Linked DNA regions of Homo sapiens: region 1 is linked to region 2. Evidence: read pairs that join two places in POLR2A ChIA-PET (ENCODE). Cell type or tissue: A673. All regions are shown on one strand. Links, peaks and the distances in the headings refer to the core of each region. The heading gives the core; the rest is flanking DNA.

Evidence for each region. Peaks named below come from ENCODE experiments on the same cell type or tissue, not always from the same donor. Only the 100,000 strongest peaks of a DNase experiment are listed, where the experiment ranks them.
Region 1: POLR2A ChIA-PET joins it to region 2 with 14 read pairs; 2 of 35 experiments call an interaction of 5 or more read pairs at or near these places.

Annotation. Positions count from the first base shown.
Region 1 is chr11:32,186,122-32,191,501 of GRCh38, forward strand. No RefSeq gene overlaps it. Among named protein-coding and RNA genes, the nearest start is that of SNORA88, 45 kb to the left of the region's middle. In A673, for the core only: a CTCF peak has its summit at 2,868; a DNase peak (open chromatin) is centred at 2,860; H3K27me3 peaks cover 1,753 bases.
Region 2 is chr11:32,134,112-32,139,491 of GRCh38, forward strand. LOC107984322 (a long non-coding RNA gene) reads left to right here and starts at 2,725. Exons shown (of 2, transcript XR_001748165.2): 1 at 2,725-3,131. It also overlaps the pseudogene THEM7P. RefSeq lists an enhancer at 3,789-3,878. In A673, for the core only: no CTCF peak of the experiment used is centred there; a DNase peak (open chromatin) is centred at 3,370.

The DNA.
Region 1 (5,380 bases), core at 287-5,286, 52 kb after region 2:
AGTAACTTGACTTCCAGAAGAAAAGGCCTGGGATCTTTCTCTATCAGATATAATTCAAAAGACAGGACGATCACCTCCTGTGCAGGTCATGTGGCATCAGGCTGTTACTGCACAGTGCTGTGGGTTAGGGGAAAGGAGGATAGGATCTGGCCCACTCTGTGGCTCCTCTGTCACTACAAACTCATCTTGATGGAAACCAAACTCGTTAACTTCAGTTCCTCTATTTCAATTACCTCTGATAGCTGATCAGTAACTGGGTTGTGTCAACTCACTTCCACAGTCACAAATATCCATCTCCCCCTACTCATTTCTACTTCCACTTAGCTAGGGCCCCTTCATCCTTCACCTGGGCTACTGAAATGACCTTCTAGGAGATGACCTCCTAGCAGCCAGTCTTTCCTTCCCCTGTCTGGCCTTCACATTGACCCAGTTGTCTTCCTAAAATACAAGCTGATTATGTCACTCTGCTGCTCAAAATCCTTCAATGGCTCCCCACTGCCTACAGAATAATGTTCAAACTCCTTCAATTGCCACTTGGATCCTCTAACAATGTAGTCCCAACTGACTTTTGTCACCTCACCTAGCGGCAAGCACCTTTCCCTCCTTCCCAACATAATGATCCTTGCTCCTTTCAGTCCAGATAAAATATTCCATTCTCTCCAAGCAAAATTAATTCTTCCATTCACAGCATTTCCACAACACACATCTTATATCTTAACTGAGCACTTCTTTATTCTGCCTTCATTATATGCGGCTGTTTTCATAGCAAACTGGCCCTGTAGATTGCAAACTCTCAGAAACAAGAAGCCTGCCTTATCCACCTTTGCTATCCTCCACGTTGCCCTGGGCATGACACACACTCAGGGTATTTCCATTAACTGCAAATGACACAAGTGAATCAAAGAAGTTTTGCATTGTGTTTAAATAGGTTCATATAGGTTTGGAGGCCATTGTGGTCAGGATCATGGTATGAAGCAGTTCTGGATGAGAAAATGGCTCTTAAGGAATTCACAGTATATTTGAGATAATATAGGTGAATGTCCAGACACTAAAAAGCCACAAAGTAATAGAAAGAAAAATAATGTTCTTCAAGCATGCATGCAAAATGAAGCAGAGATTGCACACAATTTATGCAGCACACAGAGGTATTTTCATGCCATGACTCTGAATCACACATTTGAGATTTAAAATACCTTCACCTTTGCTTGGGGGAACAGAGACTCTGAAAAGTCTTACTATTGCTGCATGTGACTGGTAGACTGTATCATCATAATCAGTCCACATAGGGGAGTCTCCCCAGGCAGCATAACCTACTGGTTATGAGCCAGACCACCTGAGTTCAAATCCCAGCATCACCATTTCCTAGCTGTGTGACTGAGCAATTAACTTCTCTGTGCCTCTTTTTGTTTCTCCTATAAATGCAGAGAATAACAAATGCCTGCCTCATTCGATCTTTAGAAGAATTAATATAGATAAAGGGCTTAGAACACAGTAAACTCTGCATCATCACTGAGGATTATTATTATTATTATAAATTTTTTTTTGAGACAGGGTCTCGCTCTGTTGCCCAGGCTGCAGTGCAGTGGTGCAATCTTGACTCACTGTGACCTCTGCCTCCCAGGTTCAAGCGATTCTCGTGCCTCAGCCTCCTGAGTAGCTGGGACTACAGGCATGTGCCACCATGCCTGGCTAATTTTTTGTATTTTAGCAGAGACGGGGTTCACCATGTTGCCCAGGCTGGTCTTGAACTCCCGAGCTCAGGCAATCCATCCATCTTGGCCTCCAAAAGTGCTAGGATTACAGGCATGAGCCACTGCGCCTGGCCATCACTAGAATTATTTTTAACTATACCTATGTTCTAGAGAGACAGAGGGTCAGACAGATTGTCCAGCTGATAAGCATTTGTATAATACCTAGTATTGAGGTACTGTTCTTTCCTTCTCATGTTTTCAGGATCTACTGTTTAATGGGAAGTGTCTTCTTTTTTTTTTAAGTGGCTACCATCTGTTAAGGGCTTACTCTTTTTCTGATTATATCAATGAATCTTGGATTCCAAAAAAACACAACATGGTAGCAAAGAGCTTAGGTCCTGGAGCCAGGCTGCCTGAATATTTTTGTAGGTGCCTCCATTATGTGACTTAACTTTTCCAGATCTCAGTTTCTTCATCTGGAAAAAGAGGTTAATAACAGTTTCTACCCCCTCCCACCAGTGTGAGAAGTAATGAGTTGGTGCATGTAAAATGCTTAGAACAGCACTTGGAGTGTTGTTAATCCTCAATAAATGCCTCTATTCCTATTTAATAAACAGGTACTCGGCACCTACTATGTGCCAGGCACTGTGCTAGGAGCTTGTGATCCAGCAGCAAAAAGGCAAAGTCCCTGCTTGCTGGAGATGTAGATACTATTATCATCATCATCAACCTCTAAACTGAGGCTTTGAGTGGTTAAATCTGCCTGAAGTAAGTGAACAGTGAACACGCTGGGGTTTGAATCCAGGCCAGGCTTAACCTCAGGACTATCCCTCTCCAACATGGAGCCCCTGGAGAAGGGAGGTGTTAGCTTTCACTCCCTCAGAACCCTAGAGACCCTGCTCAATGTCTGCAGAATTAGAATCTCAACCCCTTAGGTTGTCATTCCAGATACGTCAACCATGGTGCCAGTCATTGTCACACTCTGTCATATGGAAAGTAGCCCAAGGCAGATCCACAAGCAAGACAGAGCTGAGAACTGGACCATGGCTGAGCACTTGGCCTCACAGCCACCCAGCGCTAGGCTAACCATGACCTAGGATGTAGCCAGTGCAAAAACTGCCCAAGGAGGATAATGGTAACTTGTTACGCCAAACAGACTCAAAGTCTCCCTCTAGAGTGTAAACAGAGAGCTTCAGAGAGAAGCCACCCAACAGAAACCAGGAGCAGGAATAAGAAAGCATCAAGATGCAGAGGACGCAGGAGAAGCAGCATCTGCACGATGGGCAGAGGACAGAGGTGAGGATCTCACACCCCAGGGGCTGAGGGAGAGACCTCAGACCCAGGATGAGGAAGAATCCCATGGGATCCCTACTCATCTACAGCCCCCACACCCTGACAAGAAACCCCTATCCCCTGAGAGTCTCTGACCCAGCTGTGTGCAGCCATTCAAGACTCTCCAATCCCAACCCACCTGCCGTGGCTTCTCTTCTATTCCTGCTCCACACATAATGCTCCTGGGCCCCAAACAGGCTGTGTGCATGCCTGCTCACTCTTCCTCCCCACCCCAACCCTTCAAGGCCCAGTCACACTCACCCTCTGCCTGATGGAGAGACCTCCCAACATAACTCCAATCGCATTGTGACCCCGGTGCCTTCTAGCACATACCCAGTAAATGCTGGCTGGCCAACTGGCCTGATAATATGAAATATAATACAATAGGCCTATAATACAATAGACCTAGAGCAGTAGTTCTTTTTGTTTTATCCTTTATTTTTATTTTTTTGTTTCTCAAGTTCTATAGAGCAGTAGTTCTTAACCCCAAGCCCCAGGGGGCAATTCTGCTCCCCAGGGGATATTTGGCAATGTCTGGAGCCATTTTTGGTTGTCACAATTGGGGGCAGGGAATGTGCCAGTGGCACCTGGTGGGTAGAGTCCAGGGATGTGCTAAATGTTCTACAGTGCACGCGACAGCCCTCCACAACCACGAATTATCAGGCTCCAAATGCCAATAGTGCCGAGGTTGAGAGACTCAGGGCTAGAGTTTTAGAAAAACTTAAAAGAAATAAGATTTGGGTAATACAATTACAATAACAACACATTATTAGAAGTGGAATGGTTGAACTGTATTTTTCTGAGTGCTGCTCAAGATTTTAGATATATTACAGTGAACTCCCATCCCAAGCCCCATATTGATGCTGATTTGGATATAACGCGATCAACAATTGGCAGCAAACACCCCAGCCTTCCATTCACCTCTCCTTGGCAATAATGTGGCCCCTTATTTTACCAGGCAGAGTTGTTTGGACCCACTGATAGTATGACAGCAGCGTTTGATCGTCGTGCCACAGTGCTGGTGGAGACCATGAGCAAGCTAATGCCATTCTCGCCAGTCTGACCTTTTTTTTTTTTTTTTTTTTGAGGTCTCACTCTGTTGCCCAGGCTGGAGTGCAGTGGCGCAATCTTGGCTCACTGCAAGCTCCGCCTCCTGGGTTCACACCATTCTCTTGCCTCAGCCTCCCAAGTAGCTGGGACTACAGGCATCTGCCACCACACCAGGCTAATTTTTCGTATTTTTAGTAGAGACGGGGTTTCACCATGTTAGCCAGGATGGTCTCGATCTCCTGACCTCGTGATCCACCCACCTCGGCCTCCCAAAGTGCTGGGATTACAGGTGTGAGCCACCGTGCCCGGCCCAGTCTGACCATTTTTAATCCAGTCTGTGGGGCTGCGTTGACAGATTCTATTCAGCATTTTTTTTTTAACCTGAATGGCGTTTCTCCCTTCATGCTGGTTAAGAGCATAGGCTTTGGAGGTGGCCGTAGCCAGATTGCACTCTCCGTTCTGGGAGGGTTTGTTCCATCAACCACTGCACATTCAGTGCCTGGTAAGACAGGGTGCTCAGGAAGAACTTGGGGAATGAATGAACGTAGCAGTCATTCTCTGTTTCACCTCATTAAGCCTTAGTTTTCTTCTCTATAAGATGGAGCAAATAGCACCTAGGACATCAGGTTATTGCAAGAATGAAATGAAATTAGACCATGCATATCAAGCCGACAGCCCAGAACCAGACGCACAGCTCAGTAAGTGGCTGCCATCTCCATTTTCACAACTAGTGCAAGTCTGTGGCTCTTTCAGAATCCTGAAAGGTACCATGATTTTCTATCCTAATCCTCTGTTCTTCAAAGAATCACTATCAAGGCAGAGGAAGTTCTAAAGCACGGAGAATGGGGTGGGTTCATTTTTCTGAAACTAATTAAAAATCAGAAGTTCTGCCGTGATTTCCAATTAACTTTCCATTTTTCTGAAACTAATTAAAATCAGAAATCTGCCGCGATTTGTACTGTACTGTATAAGTTTGTGCTCATATGTGGGCTTCCTATTTTAAATTTTCATTTGATTATGTACATCTCAGTCTAGCAAAAGGAATGGATGAGGGCAAGTATCCTGTATTTTAAGATTTTCTCAGAATTTTCTACCTGTTACAGGTACCCAATATAATAAATAGTAAACAAACAAAGTGAACAAACTTAGGTTTTAGCTACTGGGTTTTCTAAGGGTGAAGTCTAGTTATATAAATATGATACAATTATCTACTTTTACTCTGGTTCACATTTAAACATAAAGCTATCAGAATGAAAGAGATTAACTGTGGCATCAACTCTTCACATAAAACCTTGCAGACCCCATGG
Region 2 (5,380 bases), core at 270-5,269:
ATATTCATGATCTTGATTGTAGTGATGGTTTCACAAGTTTGTAAATATGCTAAAACTCATCAAATTGCACACTTTAAATATGTGCATCTTATTTTACGTCAGCTATACCTCAGTATAGTTATTTTAAAGAAAGAACAGAATGGAGAAGAATATAGCAATATCTTAGCAAGTAGCAAATATACCAATATCTTAACAAAATTAGTCTCTGTGAGATTATCAATGATGATTCTTTTCTTCTTTATCCTTTTCCAAGTTTCCAAATGAACATGTAATAATACCAAAATCATACAAAGTACTTTTTTGGAGAAAAAACAGAATTAGGTGAAGAGAGAAATTTGAAGAAAATAGTCTGTACTTGTGAATCCTAATACCAGTGGGTGAAAAAAAATCAAAGACATGAAACTTTTCAAATGACAAAGATCCTCTATTCTTTCAAAAGCCATGATAAGCCAGGAGGCACTATGAGAAGGTTTGATAAGTTGCACAGGAACATATATAAATCTAAAGAAGTCTATGGAGAAGTCATCATATTAGCAAAAACGCATCATTTGGTTGAGCTTTCCAGCTCAAATATCCTTCAAATACGTCAGTGAGAGACAATTGCAACAAAAAAAGAAAAAGAAAGAGGCAGTGCTAGGCAGCAAAGGAAGGTGGAATTTTTTCGTTATGTCAGGACCCATCAGTTCTGTAGTTCACCCAGGAATCTAAGGATTAAAGAACAATCCAATATAACTAGAAATTTACTGGCATCATATGTCCTTAAAAAGAATAAATACTGCAAAGAACAAACCAGGCCACAGAAAATGCTGTTCTCCTTCTGACTAAATATGGTCAAGTCTCATGAATCTGGGTTTCCACTCTTGGAAATGTTTGTTAAATCTGTGTGCACTGGGCTGAAGGCTCACTCTGAATTTTTTATTAGTGGTGGAAGTAGTAAGTTTTAAAAAGCTTTCAGAGACATACTTAACCCATTTAGATGATAAAATATTTTTAAAGCTTTCAGTGTATTATTTGGATATCAAATATTGAAAATTATCAAGTAATTTTTATATTCATTTATTCAAGAAAAACTCACTAAGTGCCAGCAATTGTGCCAGGTCCTGGGACACAAAGAAGCAAACACAACCCATGACCTCATGGAGCTCTTAGACTAATGACTGATAAACCTACAAACAGTTGCTATACAAGGTGTCCTTGGCTTGGGAGAGTGAAAAGGAAGTCAGAGAAGCCTGCAAAGAGAAGGTAACACTTGAGCAGAGTCTTGAAGGCTATGTAGGAGTTTTCTGGTTAGGAAAAGAGAGACATTCTAGGCAGAGAGGACAGCATGAGGCAGAGAGGCAGGAGAAAGGGAGATTATTTGGTAAATGGCAAGAGCTTCTGAGAGGATTAAGAATAGGATTCACCTGGTGGGGACAGGCCCTAAAGCAGATGGAAGCTCTTTATCCATGCTGGAGAAGTTCAGGCTTTATCCTAGATAGAATGAGGAGGTGTGTTGGTTACAACTCTGCTTTTAACCAAATAAACTGGCCTAAAAGTGAAAAAGATGACCTTCAGTGTTCAGAGAACTCAAGGGCTTTATATAGTCAGACTTAAAAAGAGGCTGAAATTGGTAACTGGAAAGCTAAAGAAACTCTCCTCCTCTCTCTTTTTTTTTCTTTCTTTTTTTTTTTTTTTTTTTTTTTTTTTAGACAAGGTCTCCCTCTGTTACCCAAACTGGAGTGCAGTGGCGTCATGTCGGCTCACTGCAATCTCCGCCTCCTAGGTTCAAGCGATTCTCCTGCCTCAGCCTCCCGAGTAGCTGGGACTACAGGTGCGCAGCATCACGACCAGCTAATTTTTTGTATTTTTAATTGAGATGGGGTTTTGCCATGTTGGTCAGGCTGGTCTTGAACTCCTGACCTCAAGCAATCCACCTGCCTCAGCCTCCCAAAGTGCTGGGATTACAGGTGTGATCGCCTCAATCTTTTATCTTGGTTTTTTTCCCCCCCCCTCTCCATATCCATTTTCTATTAACCTGTTCTTTTGGTCATAAGTGACAGAAATATAACTCAAAATAGTTTAAGCCAGAAAGGGATTTTTTTTACTCTCAAAGGGAAGTCTAGGCACATGCTATAGCAGGGGTTAACTTTGAGGACATTTCGCTATGTGAAATAAGCTAGTCACGAAATGACAAATATTGTATCACTCTACTTCTGTGAGGTACCTATAGTACATTCATAGAGACAAAAAGTAAAAGGGTGCTTGCCAGGGGCTGGGGCCAAGGAGGAATTGGGAAGTGTGGGAAGATGAAAATATTCCACAGATGGATGGTGGTGACAACTGCACAATAATGTGAAGATACCTAATGCCACAGAACTTTACACTTAAAAATGGTTAAAATAGTAAATGCTTTGTATAGGTTACCACAACTTTTTTTAAGTGAGGTGTCCAGAAGTATAATAAATACAACTCCAGGCACTGTTGGATGCAACAGTTCAAGTGCCTTCATGGGAATCTTGTCACTATTTTGTTCTTCTTTCCTCTTCATTTGCTTCATTTTCAAGAAGAATCTCTTTACGTGGTGGCAAAGATGGCCACCCTCATCTTAAATCATCTATATACCTCATGATTGTCGCCAAAAGAGAGTCTCTTGCCTGACAGTTCCAGCTAAAGCTCTGGGAATGGCTGATTGGCCTGGTGTTGGGTCATAAACCCACTCTTGAACTAATCACTGTAGCCAGAAATCAGAGTACACTGATTGGTCAAGCCTGAGTCATGTGTTCAACCTCAAGCCAATCACTGTAGTCAGGGGAGCAGAGTTCTCTGGCCATGCCTCCCTGATGGGAGTCCACCTGAACCGTGGACTGAGAATGAAAAGGGTGATTTCTCACAGAGATACTGGACAGTCAAAACATGTCCATCACAGCTTCTTCTTTCTTTCTCTATGGACCAGTTTTCTGTGTTTTCAGTCAGTATGGTAGAAGAAATATTGCTATGCCCAGCTCAAGTTTTACTTTCTCTCTATTCAAGAACACTAGAAGTCCCTGGGAGACTCTGACTAGTGAAGCTCATACAACTAACTGTGATGGTGGAGATGAGGATAGTCTTAAAGGTAACACGGTTGCAACAGACTCATCTATGCGAATATAAAGGTAAGTTACAGGGGCCATTAGGAGCAAGGCAGATATCTCAAAAGGTGTCTTTTACAACAGATGATAGACATGCTTTCAGGAAAGTGGTATGAGCACACTGTATGAAAATAGTTCTGGCTGCTAAATATTGGATAGGTTGGAGCAGGAAAATATGACAGCAGGAAGACTAATCATAGGGATGTTGCAAAAAGATGACTCAAATTTCTAGCTTAGGAGGATGAGAATGGTGATGTCATCCACTAAGAATGAGATTATGAAAGGAATGTGTGGTCCGGAGAGGGGTAGGAAGAAAAGGGTGATAAGTTTAGCTTCTGACGTGTTTCCTTCAAGATGCCTGTTGGACATTCAAGTGGAGAATTCTATTAAGCAGTGGAAAATAGAAGCTTAAAACCTGAGAAAGAGAATATGGCTGGGGACAGAGATTTGGCAAAAATTGGTATGTGGATTGATATTGAAGCCATGAAGTGTATGAGATTGCACATAGAGAGCACTGAGTATGGGCAGAAAAGAGAATAGAGGGCAAAACCTGCATTTATGGGGTTATGACAGGAGCCTCAGTACCCTGCCCAATGTGCTCAGCACTCACTGTTTCCAAGCATGCCAATGGCATCCTATTGTAACTCCATCCAAGGGCTTTCTCTCAAGTTGAGCTTGATGCAGGCCAGAAATGCCAGGGTAAACAGCCCTTAGCCAATGTTGATGGGACTCTTGTGGGACAACTCAAATGTGTTCCCCACCATCTCACAGAGGTCCCGGTGGGATCTAGCCGCAGTTGCTCACAGCAGTTACCTCCTCATTACTATACCCTGTACTTGCATCTTTCACTTCCCTGTCTCACTTCTCAATGGCTCCACTGGTGTGCCCTATGATCACCTCCCAGATAGATCACTCACACTCAAATCTTAGTTTCAACATCTGCTTCTGGGAGAACTCAAGAGCGCACAAAGAAGGATGCTCCAGGGAGAATGAGACCAAGAGGTCTGGAGATGGGAGTAAAACCAGGATAAATGATTTCCCTGGAGCAAGGAAAGAGAGAATTAGAGAGGAGCTGGGACTCCATTGAAAGTACTTGAGAAAGGCCGGGCGCGGTGGCTCACGCCTGTAATCCCAGCACTTTGGGAGGCCGAGGCGGGCGGATCACAAGGTCGGGAGACCGAGACCATCCTGGCTAACACGGTGAAACCCCATCTCTACTAAAAAATACAAAAAATTAGCCAGGCATGGTAGTGGGCGCCTGTAGTCCCAGCTACTCGGGAGGCTGAGGCAGGAGAATGGCGTGAACCCGGGAGGCGGAGCTTGCAGTGAGCTGAGATCGCGCCACTGCACTCCAGCCTGGGCAACAGAGCGAGACTCCATCTCAAAAAAAAAAAGAAAAAGAAAATACTTGAGAAGTAAGTCATATACCCTTAAAAGTAATAAAATTCTAAATCTATACATATCCAGTTCCCACAGTTTTTTTTCTAATATGGCAAGGACTTTCCTTGGATATTTCATGTTCAGAAAGACCATTTGTAAGAAAATAAGCCAAAATTATAATCTCCTGAAAAGGAAACCCCAAGGGCCCAGAACAGTGGCCTCTGATGCCTGAAGAGGCAGGGGGCCTGAGAGCAAAGCAGAGCCTTAAGCAGCCCTGTTTGGGATCCCTGTGTGTCCCCCACATGCGAAAGTGTCATGCAGGTGGTAACAAACACTTTGGCTTTGTGGAGGATCGATTCATTGCTGGCCCTGATTAACGACCTCCTATATTCATGCCCCTTGCCTGTAATTTCATTGTCCCCACCCACTATGACTCTGGCCAGGCCTTTGACTTGCTTTGGCCAATCAAATAGAGTGTAAGTGGTGTGCAAATTCCAACTCTAGGCTTCAAGAGGGCTTGCAGTGTTTGTGCTTGCTCTCTTAGATCCTTCTTCTGCCATGAGCTCAAGCCCAGGCTAACCTGTTGCAGTATGAGACCACATAAAACACTGCCAAGTCACCCCAGTTGTCCCAGCCAAGCCCTAGACATGTGAAGGAGTACAACCAAGATCAATAAAGATACCTAACTGACCACAGGTGCAGAGAAAGCCCAGCTCTGACTAAAAGAACTATCTAGTAAAGATAAAAGACTCATGAGCAACATTAATCATTATTGTTTTTGTGAATCTTAGTGAATTTTGAGATGAATTGTTACACAGCAGGAGCTAACTGAAATATAGGCTTCATGCTGAACAATGCTCAGTGAGTTACCTGAGCTGGATGCCTTTTGTGCA